Linked DNA regions of Homo sapiens: region 1 is linked to region 2. A link is a loop called in an ENCODE intact Hi-C map of the cell type or tissue named here. Cell type or tissue: MCF 10A. All regions are shown on one strand. Each heading gives the region's core, and the rest is flanking DNA. Links, peaks and the distances in the headings are about the cores only.

Region 1 (6,199 bases), core at 803-5,802, 370 kb after region 2:
AAATGACTTTAAACTACTGTGCTTCAGTTATCTAATTTCTGCTTTCCATGTAGTTAACAATTTTGATTCTTTATTCGTGTTGGTTGTCACTTTTTGCCATTGTCATCATACCTGCTGCTAGCAATAACTCCTTCTTTTTTCTCTTCTAATATGCTGTTTCTAATCCATTATGGACTAGGAAACCAGACAATTAAGCTTGTTATGCACGTTATAATTGTGACTAATTGAGCCCGGCCACCTTGATAGTCAACATCGCTCTATCCCACCTCCACCCACCTTGCTCACACTTTTGTAATTGTGTGATTGGTGGCTCTTGTATCTTCCCTCTAGAGAGCATGCTCTTTTGAGGAAAGGTAATGAGCTCAATTCACCTTCGTGTCTCTCTGTCCCCTTCCCCCAGCACCCAGCACAATGCTTTCCATGTGTTAGGTGACTAATAAATATCTGCTAAGACTATTAAGTAATTAAGTTCTGAGTAATGGCCCAAGAGCTTGCCTATAAGTTAATTAGATGGGCTTTGCTGCTAGCCTGTGGGACATCCGTTTTAGCTGTCTAGGTGCCTCTGGGATTTTCTCAGTTGTGTCTTGGATACTTAAGATTATAGGACAAAGAGATCAATTAATTCCTTCATTTAGTCTCTCGGTAGGTGTTTATTGAGTTTCTACTGTAATATTAAAAATACTAGCAACTTATATGTCCTGGATATTTACCATGGGCAAGTAATATTTGAAGCACTTTATAAGTGTTAATTTATGTTACACTCACAACAATCCGATGAGGTAGGGACTGTTGTCATCATCCCAAAGGCTGAAGAAACTGAGTCACAGAAAGCAAGTTTCCCAAGGCCTCATGGCTACTGAGAAGTGGAGTTAGACTAGTCAGGTGCTGGACCTATAGGAGGACAAGACAGAGAAGACGTTTACCCTCAGGGGGTTGACATTTTTGTGGGAAGGCCAGATATGAAACAAATAAGCATATAAATCTACTAACTGATTGTAGGTTGTGATAAGTGTTCTGAAAAGAATCAGCAGTGTGCTATAATAGAAAATAAAGCAAGGGACATAGGAGCATGGTCCCACAGGGCGTCTAGGAGTGGGTGCATTAGCTTATCTATTGTTGGATAACAAACTACCCCAAAAATGTAGTGCTTAAAATAATAGACCTTTACTATCTCCCAGTTTCTGTGGGTCAGGGATTTTTGAGAGGCTCATCTGCGTAGTCCCAGCTTGGGGTTTCCCACTAGATTGTAGTCAAGATGTTGCCTGGCTGGAGCTGCAGTCATCCAAAGGCTCGACTGGGGCTAGTGGATCTGTTTCCAAGGTGATTCATTATATCAAACAGGGTTCTCTCAGACAAGCAGAACCAGTAGCAACGATATAGATCACAGAGTTGGGGGGATGGTTATAAGTCTCTTTCCAGGTATAAAGCTCTCCCTACATCTGATGCTAGACCTTGAAATCCACAGAGCAAGCAATCAGGAAGGAAAGGCCACAAGCAAATGGAAACCCCACCAGCACAAGCTAGAGCTCCACAAGGATAGACTGAAACTCATGTTCTTTGTGGTGAGGGCATCCTACAGAGGTTGGGCATTTGTTCCAGATCTGAACACACACACCTGGCCCAGCTCCTGCATCACATCAACAAGGTGAGTCAGCAGGTGAGTAACAATGTATTTGCAATACAAAATTGCTGTTGCCCCCAGTACCACTACCCCCTACTCCAAGTCACTGAGACTCTCCCTCATGGCCAACCCTAACTGGAAACATACAAATAAGGGGATTCTGTAGTTCAGCCTAGTTAAGCTGACACACTGCAAACCCATCACATCATGACACTCACTCCAGTGGCTCTTAAAGGCCTCAGTTCCTCCTCGGCTGTTGGCAAGAGGCCCAGTCCCTCACCACGTTGGCCCTCATTAGGGCTGCTTGACTGTCCTCATGACACGACAGTGACAGCTGGCTGCTCCCGGAGTGAATGGCCCAGAAAGAGAATGAGGAGAAGACGGCAATGCCTTTCATAGCCTAGTCTTGGAAGTCGCCTATTGTCACTTCTCCAGTATTCTATTCATTACAAGTGGGTCATTGAGTTCAGAACACATGCAAGGGGAGGACAATTAGGCTCCACCTTTTGAAGAGAGCAGGGTCAAAGATTTACGGGTGTATTTTAAAACCAGGAGACAGTATTTAAGCTATGGGGAAGGCAGCAATTTGAAGAGCCAGAGAAGAGTGTTTTGGGGCAGAGGTGACATCAGGAGACCCTGAAGAGTTTGATGTGTGTCTTTTGCTGTGTGTTTGTTTGCTGTCCTCTTAAGGTCAGCGTGGCTAGAGCCTCATGGGCCAGCCCCTGGGGAAAGCTGCCTAACGTGAGGCTGGGCCTCCTCAATTGTGAGGAGCAATTTGTGTTTTATTCCAAGTGCAACAAGACACCATCATGAGGTCACAAGAAGAGGGACACAGTCTGGTTTGCGTTTTTGAGGTATTGCTGTGGCTGCTTTATGGGGAGTGGATTGGAGGAGGATAGAGTAGATGCAGGGAGCCCAGAAGGGGCATCAAAACACCATGCCTCTTCTTGTTCAAGCTCTATTGTTTATTTGGTCAATTCTTGTAAGCTTTCTGAACCCCTTTCGTCAACTGTCAAATGAGGTGACTACTCCTTGCACACCTCCCTGAACCACTGCAGGACTCACAAAGAGAATGTATGTGGAGACACACTGCAAAATGCAAAATGTTCTGCAATGCAGCCGGAGAACTTTTGCCTGACTTGCTCTGGGTTAATACCACTTCCAGAGTTAGGTAGTTTAACTCCAAAAGAGCGCAATCATCAGGAGAAGCCTATTTTTAGCTTCAGTGTATCTATTAGTACAATTGCTACTCAACACTTCAACAGAGTTGATACCCACCTAAGTATTTAAATGACCAAGAACCATCACATCGCTGGGGGCAATGCTGTGAGATCACTGTAACATCCCAGCAATCATTCATGACAACTCATACCACCTGGCCATGTGGCATTGCCTGGCTTAAGTTAGTGTCCTGGAGGCAGAGCCTAAGATGGGGACTTTTGAGCAGGTGGTCTATGGAGGTGGCGCTTCAGGGTAACCTGCAGCAGAGTGAGGGAAGCAGGATCAGGCAGGAGAGCGAGCAGGCAGATGGTGGTTTCAGGAGGGAACTGGCCTGAGTATGATCCTCTGGGGAGCTCTGGAGCATGAAGCATGAATTGCAGAGGTTATCCTGCCCGGAGGCAAGAAGGCTTGGCTGGTATACAACATCCTCTTGGCATGATTGGAATAATCTCTTGTAGTTTAACACATCACCGCAAGAACTAATGACTTAAAACAACAGTCATCTTCTTGTACACAGATGTTCATAGCAGTATTATTCACAACAGCCGGAAGGTGAAAGCAATGCAGGTGTCCATTGCCAGGTGAAAGGATAATCAAAATGTGGTATATACATACTATGGAATATTATTTAGCCTTAAAAAGGAAGAAAATTCTGACATGCTACAACATGGATGAACTTGGAAGGCATTATGCTAAGTCAAGTAAGCCAGTCACAAGAAGGCAAATATGGTATGAGTCTACTTATATGAGCTGCGTAGAGTGGTCAAATTCATGGAGATGAAAAGTAGAATGATGCTTGACTGGAGGGAGGTGGGAATGGGGAGTTGTTTAATGGCTATGAAATCTCAGTTTTACAAGATGAAAAAGCTGATTGGTTATACAACAATGTGAATATATTAACACTATCTACTTGACTGTACACTTTAAAATGGTTACAATGATAAATTCCCCATTATGTGGGATTTTTTTATTTTGTTTTTGTTTTGGAGACAGGGTCTTGTTCTATCACCCAGGCTGGAGTGTAGTGGCAGAATCATGGCTCACTATAGCCTTGAACTCCTGAGCTGAAGTAATTCTCCTGTCTCAGCCTCCCAAGTAGCTGGGACTACAGGCACACACCACCACGCCTGGCTAATGTTTTTTTTTTGTTTTGTTTGTTTTGTTTTGTTTTTTTTTCTTGTAGAGACAGGGATCTCGCTATGTTGCTCAGGCAGGTCTCGAACTCCTGGGCTCAAGAGATCTGCCTACCTTGGCCTCCCAAAGTGCTAGGATTACAGATGTGAACCACTTTGCCCAGCCTTGTTATGTGTATTTTACCACAATTAAAATAAAAAGTAAAATTTTAAACAACAGTAATCATTTATTATCTGTCACTGTCTCTGTGGGTCACAAATTTGAGGGTGGCTCAGCTGGGCTGCGCCAGGCTGTTCTCACTCAGGGTCTTTCATGAGGGTACAGGCAGATGGCAGTTAGGGCTTAGCTGTCTTGAAAGTTTCTTCACACATGTGTCTTGTAGCTGGGCTGAGAAGACTCAAACAGCTGGGGCTCCTTAGGGGTCTCTATCTCTACCTCAGTGTGGTGGCTTCCCGGTCATTGAGCTTCTTACATCACGGCTCAGACTCCAAGGCACATGTCCTGAGGGACAGACAGAGACAGAGAGGCAGGCCGAAGCCGTATTGTTGCTTACAATCTAGTTTGGAAGGTACATTAGTCTCCTAGGACTGCTGTAACAAAGGACCACAAGTTGGGTGGTTTAAAACAACAGAAATTTGGTCTCTCACAGTGCTGGAGGCCAGAAGTCTGAAATCCAGGTGTTGGCAGAGCTGCACTCCCTCTCAAAGCTCCAGTGGAGAATCCTTCCTTGCTTCTTCCAGCTTCTGGTGTTGCCAGCAATCCTTGGCACTCTGTCTTGTAGAAGCATCCCTGCAATCTCTGCCTCCATCTTCATGTGACATTCCCGTGTGTGTGCATGCCTCTATGTGTAAAACAATAACTGTTTTAACAATAGTTGTGAAGATGGAGTGAGTTAATGCTTAGATGTGTCATAAATGTCCATTAAACATTAGCAACAGGCCAGACATGAAAGCTCAGACCTGTAACTTTGGGAGACAAAGACAGGTGGATCACTTGAGCCCAGGAGTTCAAGACCAGCCTGGACGACATGATGAAACCCTGTCTCCCTGTCTTTCTCCATATAAAGACAAATTTCCCCCTCCTTCTCCATATAAAAACATGAGTCGCTGGATTAAAGCCCACCTTAATCCAGTATGACCTCGTTAAAACTTGGTTACATCTGCAAAGACGTTTCCAAGTAAGATCACATCCATAGATATCAGGGGTTGAGACTTGAACATATCTTTTTAGAAGACACATTCAACCTACAACAGAAGGCATGCAGCCACTTCCACCTCATCCTCTTCCTTAGAATCCTGAAGTCTTTAATACTGGCCCACCTTCAAGGAGAGGGAATCTGCCTTTTGGTGAGAAGAATGTCAAAGAATTTGCAGGGAGTGTGTAACCTCCCAGGCATCTCAGGAGCTGTGTCTCCTGCCAGCCATGCCCAGCCTTCAGAGAGGGTGCAGGTGTGGGCTGTTAAACCAGCACTGCTGCAGCTGGGCAAGCTGGCCTGGTACCAGGCATTTGGGAGCAATGCTACAGGACACCTGCTACAGGAACGTAACAACCAGTCCTTTGCAGACCAGTGGATCAACTCATCCCCTTCCATGGCATGCTACAGCCAACTATTCTTCAATTATAAAAATGGCATCACCTCTTAAGTAGAAAAATATTTTTTAAAAATTTTTTTAATAATCACATTTTTTGATACTGTTTAGACAGCTAAATAATAATATTTGCCCAATGAGAATATTTACAACGGGTCAATACTGTTCCAACTATTAACAGATTTAATCCTGACAATTGTAGGAGGTTGGTTCCATTATCATCCCTATTTTACAGATGAGAAGACTGAAGCCCAAAGAGGGTTATGTAAATTACCCAAGTTCAGATGGTTGCTCAGTGGCAGAGCTGAAGTTTGAAACTCAGCATCTGGTTCCACAAATCTATGCTGTTAGTCTCACTACTATACTGCTGTTCTGAAATAGAATCCAGTAAGAAAAAAGCAAACCAAACTTGATCTTCTATTATATAATCATTCAGATTTATAATTGGATTTAAACATAGCCCCAAGAAATTAAGGACCAGCAGGTCTACAGCCGCTTTCCCAAGAGGACTGTTATACTGAGGTATAACCACTTCTTCCAGAAGCAAGAGCCTGGGATAAGCCAAACCCAAGGCTGCCTGGGCAAGGTATCATTGTCCTGGAAGAGCACATCTAATTGAGGCTCCAAATCCAGC
Region 2 (6,199 bases), core at 483-5,482:
CACAGGTGGTGGCAGAGGCATCTGGGCACCCAATCCGAGTTCTGCCAAGTGGCTTCTATCAGAAACAGCTGTTTAACTGATGAAGCAACTGAGGCTCAGAGAGATGGAGTAACTTGCCCAAGGTCATCGACCCTGCCCCCCAAATTCTGCTGCCCAGCATCTTGCGGGAGAGTAAGGGAGGGCTGAGGCTCACCACCTGCCCGGGCTCTGGGGGACAGCCCCAGGGGGGGCCGGGTGTGGGAAATGCCCTGGGCTCTTGAGGGCTGTGGGCCTCTGTTTCCCCAGCTATAAAATGGTGGCGGTAACAGAGGTGTGACTGACAGACACATTGCTCCTTCCTAAGACTTCTCCAGCCCTGCATTCCAAGACCTGGATTTTCTAGGGCAGCGTTTGGCCCCAATCCAAGCCCCATAAATGGCTGCCCGTGGCCCGCCCCACCCCCACCCAGCTATCCTCTCTCCCCCAGCCCTATAATTGGAGTCCTGTAGGTGAGTTATTGGCTCAATATGTTTATAGGTTCCCCCAGCTCCCCTCCCCCCTCACCCCCAAACAAAGGAGCTATAAGACTAGAGCCAAAACACAGCTCCAAGAACGTGTGCCTGTGACCCAGCCCCCGCCAGGGTGAGGTGGAGAACTTTCCGTGTGGCCCATTCCTGGGCAGGGCCTACTCCTCTTCTCCCTCCAGCGGCTCCTGCTTCCCTCTTCCTGTCCCTGCTGCTCCACAGAAGCTGCTCTGTCCCCTCAGGCTGGGCCAGCTCCCACTGCAGCACTTTAATGGTTTTGGGAAGGGTAGGGACTGTGTTGACAGGCTACCTGGAGGCAGTTGGCCAGGAAAGTCAGTCAGTCTGCCCTTGTCTCACAGTCAGACTCCGAGACACAGCCAGGGCCACACAGTGAGGCATGGCCACGCACACCGTGAGTCCCAGGCACGGTCAGCTGGTCTGTTGGCCAGCCTCAAGCAGTCAGCCAGTTGGCACACTGGGCCAGTCAGGGAGTTAGCTGTTGTCTCACAGCCAGACTTGCCTATACGAGTCAGGGCCACCCAGTCAACGCCCACTCACATCAGGAGTTGCAGTCACAGCTGGTCAGTCAGACACCCAGCCAATCTCAGTCAGTTGGTCAGTCAATTAGTCATTGTCTCTTGGTCAGATTGTGTTACACAGTCAGACATGGCCGCTCACACAGTGAGTCACAGCCGTGGTCAGCAGGTCTCCTGCTGCCTGGTCAAACTCGATCTGTCAGCCCATCAATCAGTCAGTCAAGGCAGGGTTAGCCAGTCAGCCAGGAGTCATCAGTCACCCACATAGCCAATCAGATTCAGCCACCCAGTCAACACATTCAAGTCAGTCAATCCACAGGTTATTGTCTCACAGCCAGACTCAGTTACATTGTCACAGCCATCCAGTCAGACAAAGCCACTCACCACGAGTCACCCAGCTGTCTCTTGGCTGGCCTGTTCATCTCAGTCAGTCTCTGGCAGTTGAGTCAGCCAGAGTCAGTTTTCCATGACTAAGGCAGGTGGTCAGTCCACCCGGTCTGTCCTGTGAGTTGGGTGTAGTCAGTTTCATGGTTAGTCACAGGTAGCCGTAGGCTGTGCCACAGCCACAATGAAACACCAGGCAACCAGCCAGTCAGTTGATCTCAAAATGTCAGGCATGCAATCAAGGCGGTCAGTCAAGACGCAGGGGTCACAGTCAGACCCACGGTTACCAAGTCAGTCTGGAAGAGACAGCCAATCCCAGAGCCGGCTAGTCAGTCAGTCAAGATCATCACTGACGGCTATCAGTTAGGAGATCATAGTCATCCAGACATCCAGTCAGTCTGAATCAGCCTGCCAGTCACACTGACTCAGTTATTCCCTCAGTCAGCCAGGCAGGCAGTCACAATAGTCAGTCATAGTAAGCTGCCTAGTTATCCAGTCAGTTTGAATTAAACAACCAACCAGTCAACCATACACCAAACCCATTGTCATCAACTGGCCAGTCAGTCCATCATGCATGTGGTCAATGAGTTGGTCTCCTTGTCAACCTGTCTCCTCACCAGTCATGTTCAATCCACTGAATCCATCAGCCCAGTTGCAGTTGGCCCAGTCATAGTCACAAGCTCCCACAGTCCATGGCCTGGTCAGTCCAGATCACAGCCAGCCAGCTACAGTGAAACCCACAGTGACCATCAGTCAGTCAGTCAGTCAGTCAGTCAGTCAGTCAATCAATCATCTAACCTTGTCAACACCAAGGCCCTGACTGACTTCTTACAGTATCACATGAATCACTAGCGATCACTGACAGAAACCCTAGATCAAACCGAAAGCATGCCTTGACCCTCTTCAGCAATGTCCAGAATAAGTGGTCCCCAGTCAGCCAGCTACTCCTATTCATCAGGAAGGATAGGGGCAGGGGGAGGCAATTAAGTTGACATATGAGTTCAGGGGAACCCACTTGTCAGCCAGAGAGGCCATGGGGCTGACGGCCATGGAGAGAGGGCAGAAGACCCTTGGGACAGTTTTCCAGTCCACCACCTGGATGCCCCATGAGGGTTTTCTCAGAGCAGGGACCCCCAGTGCCCTTTCCAACACCCCTGCTGTCCCCAGGTAGGGGAGAGTGAGAGTATGAGATACCCCTGCAATCGCTGGCCTCCTCCTTTTGCCTCCCTCGCTTCCCCCTTCCTTTTCCTCCCTCTCCTCTTGCTCCTCCACTTCCTCGTCACTTCCGCCTTGCTCTACATAGGTGAACCTAACCCACCCACACTCAGATCCTGTCCTGGTGTTCCACAGTGCCAGTCCCTCCCCCCCACACACACACCACACAATCACAAACACTCCCACCACACACATACACACACCAGTCACAAACCACCACACATACCACACACATACCCACACACCACACACGTACACCCACACACCACATATACACACATACACACCCACACACATCACACACATACAGACCCACACCCACCACACATACACACACACCACACATACACAAACACTCCCCGCCACACACCAGACACCGTGTGCATGTGCACATACCACATGCATATACACACCCACACACACCACATACATCACATATGCCACACGTCACACACAGACACCACACTCACACATAGCCCTCGCACACCACACCCTCCCACGTGCACGTGCACTTACAACACAGGGCACACACACCACACATGCACACATGCATATACCACATGCACGTATGCACACCACGCACACACACACATACGCTACACAGACACGCACACACGCCCTGCTTCTTGGCTAGCCTCCTCGTTTTGGAACATCCTGTTCCAGGCAGCCTGGGAGAAGGCGCTCAGACACTCCTTGGGCCGGCCCCTCCCCCTCTGCTCCCAGGGTTTCCGCCTCCTGTCGCCGCCCTTGCTGGGGTAGGGGGCGGCCTCCTGGCATAAGCCCGAGCACAGTGTCCTCCTGGGTGTGGACTCTTTCTGCAGGAACTCCTCCTTCCAGCTCCTCTGGAGGAGAGGGATGAGCGGGGGAAGGCTGGGGACGGGAGGTGTCTTGCTCACTTCATTTCTCTGCCTGGGGGCCCCCCCCGCCGGCTTCCCTGGAGTCAAGCAGGGCTCCCCAGGCAATTCCGTTACCTGGGTGAACACTGGCAGGAGTCCAGCTCAGAGAAGCAGCTGGGAGTTCTAAGCCCGAGGGGAGAGCTGTTCATCTCAGGCTGACTGGGGCTGCTTTCTGCTCGAGCGGGCCACACTCTAGGCAGAGGTGCTCTCTGGACCTCTTTCTGGCACCTGGACTCCACCACTTACTAGCCTTGTGATCACATTGGGCACATTAATTGGGGTTTAGGAGCCTCAGCTTCCTCTTCTTTAAAATAGAGAGGATAACAGAGCCCACCTGCTTGGGTCTGGGTAATGATGAAACGAAGAACACGTGGAGAGGGCTCAGGGCAGCATCTGGTAGCTCCTGTGACTGCCGACTTGGGGCTCATTTGTTCCCACCAGGCAATTTGGTGGCCAGGCCACAGGGGGTTCTAGAAGCTTCTTTCCATGCCCCTTCTCTCACCTGGCTCCATGACCCCCTGCCCTATTGCAGCTTCCAGTCACCGAGGGCTCCTAAGTGCCCAATACCACGCTGGGTGCTCTGTTGACATTATCACCCTGCACCCTCACAGTAGCCCCATGATGTCGGTGCCCGTACTATACCCATTTTACAGAGGAATAAACTGAGGTTCTGGGAGTTAGAGTAATATGCCCAAAGCTGCAGGTAGTGAGTGGAAGAGCCAGAACTGGCTGACTTCCTGAGGCCCATAGGGTGGCATGGTACCTGCCCTGGTACTGAAAGCCACATGTGCATCTTTGGGGCCTTTGGGGAGGGTGGGGAGGTGTTTTCCATGCCCCAGTTATCCCAGGTTCCCAGCTTCTGCTCTATCTTGTACTGGTTACCTGACATGTTTGTTGACAACATTCATTGACTTTGCATTGGTGAAGAGTTGAGTGGATGTTGGTGGAAGCACAGGCACTCCAGAAGCTGGGGTGGGTGGGTGGAGGCACTCCTCAGACTAGGGAGGCCCCAGGGACACTTCCAAAGCTCTGGTTTGGCTGAGGAATTCATATCTGAAAGGAATGTATGAGAAGGCTTTGGGAAACACAGAGAAGCTATCTTTTATGGGCGTAGGGGAGGCCGCAGAAGAACAGCATCCAAATCTCCACATCATGTGGACCTTGCTGTCGATAACAGCAATCTTAATGACAATCTCTACAGGCCCTGGGCTCCTTAGGAGGTAGGAGGAGGGTGTCTTTATCCAGAAACCCTTTCTATTAACAGTAACAACATAAGGATTCCACCCAGTGCCTCTGGGGCTGGTGGCGAGAGGACTCCAGCTTGGGGCCACCCCCTAGGAGAGATTCCTGTGAGCAGCCCTCGAGGGCCTCGCAGTGATGCCCCCCAGCCTTCCAGCTTTCCCTCAACCCGCAGGTGGCTCTGCGAAGGCGTCTCTTTATTTGGAATTGCACTTGGCAGTGATGACACTTTTTGAAGGGCTGCAGGGTGGAAGTCGGCAGCAGAAGCCCTTAATTCCCAGACCCGAGGGGGCTTTGCAAAGACAGCTCCTCTCCTGCTGAGCACAAACCCACCATTTCTCTCACTTCCAGGCTCCAAGGAGGAGGGCCAGGCCACAGTGTGAAATGCTCTTAGAGGACACCCGCTGGGGTGACAAGGCTCAGAAGAAAAAGGCAGATGGCTCCCCACTGCCCTCGGATGACATCCAAACGGCCTGCCTGCTGAATTAACAAAGGCCATCCTCATCCTGCCTCCGGGCACTGCTCCAGCCCAGGCCTTTGCCACGCACACCATTCCAGCTACTGCCTGCGAGCTTCTCAGTCCTTACAGCAGGACTCCCGGAACCCCAAGCTGCCCCCTCTACAGAGAATATGCTTCCCTCCCATCATCTCTCAGCTAACTCCTATGCATCCTTCAGGACTTAGGCGTCACTTCCTCCAAGAAGCCTTCCCAGAATGCCTCTCCCCTAGCGTCTAGTAGCCTCAGGCGTTCTTTAGCTTGTACATTGCATTCTCCTGGTGTCTTCTCACTGTCTTCCTCTGTGCATGTCTGTCTCTGTCCATTTCCCCTTTGTATAAGGACACCAGTTATATTGGATTAGGGCCCATTCTAATCATTTTATGTTAACTCGATTACTTCCGTAAGAGCCTATCTCCAAATAAGGTCACATTCTGAGGTTCTGGAGTTTAGGAGTTCAACACATCTTTGAGAGAAAGAGCACAATTAAACCAGAACACTTGCTTCGTGACCTTAACTTCTAAGCTAAGTGTATTTCCTTAACTTCTCTGAGCCCTGCTTTTCTGTCTGTTAAATAGGGATTGTGAAAGGGAGAATTACCCCAGGATGCTGGGGACTTTGGCTCAAGACTGGGTTCCACTGAGCGGCTGTGTGACCTTGGGCAGCCCCTTATCCTCTCTGAATCAGTTATCTACTGCTGCAAACAGACCACCTCCAAGCTCAGTGGCTTACAACAACATCATATATTTTGTTCATAAATCTGCAATTTGGGCAGGGCATGGAGAGGAGGGCTTTTCTCAGTTCCCATGTGACAGAAGCTGAGGCAGCTCCACTGGGTTGGAGGATACAATTTCAAGATGGCTCGCTCATGTGGCTGCGGCTAGCAAGTAGGTCTGTTGGTCGGCTGGGAGCTCAGCCTGGAGCTGTGGG

What was found. Peaks named below come from ENCODE experiments on the same cell type or tissue, not always from the same donor. Only the 100,000 strongest peaks of a DNase experiment are listed, where the experiment ranks them.
Region 1: it touches region 2 in a loop (9-fold over the local background); 2 of 110 quality-filtered maps call a loop at or near these places.

The regions. Positions count from the first base shown.
Region 1 is chr3:71,969,241-71,975,439 of GRCh38, reverse strand. No RefSeq gene overlaps it. Among named protein-coding and RNA genes, the nearest start is that of LINC00877, 130 kb to the left of the region's middle. RefSeq lists a silencer at 1,175-1,357. In MCF 10A, for the core only: a CTCF peak has its summit at 3,215; a DNase peak (open chromatin) is centred at 3,239.
Region 2 is chr3:72,334,292-72,340,490 of GRCh38, reverse strand. No RefSeq gene overlaps it. Among named protein-coding and RNA genes, the nearest start is that of RYBP, 110 kb to the left of the region's middle. RefSeq lists a silencer at 981-1,090 and an enhancer at 4,982-5,548. In MCF 10A, for the core only: no CTCF peak of the experiment used is centred there; DNase peaks (open chromatin) are centred at 1,110, 1,500 and 3,450.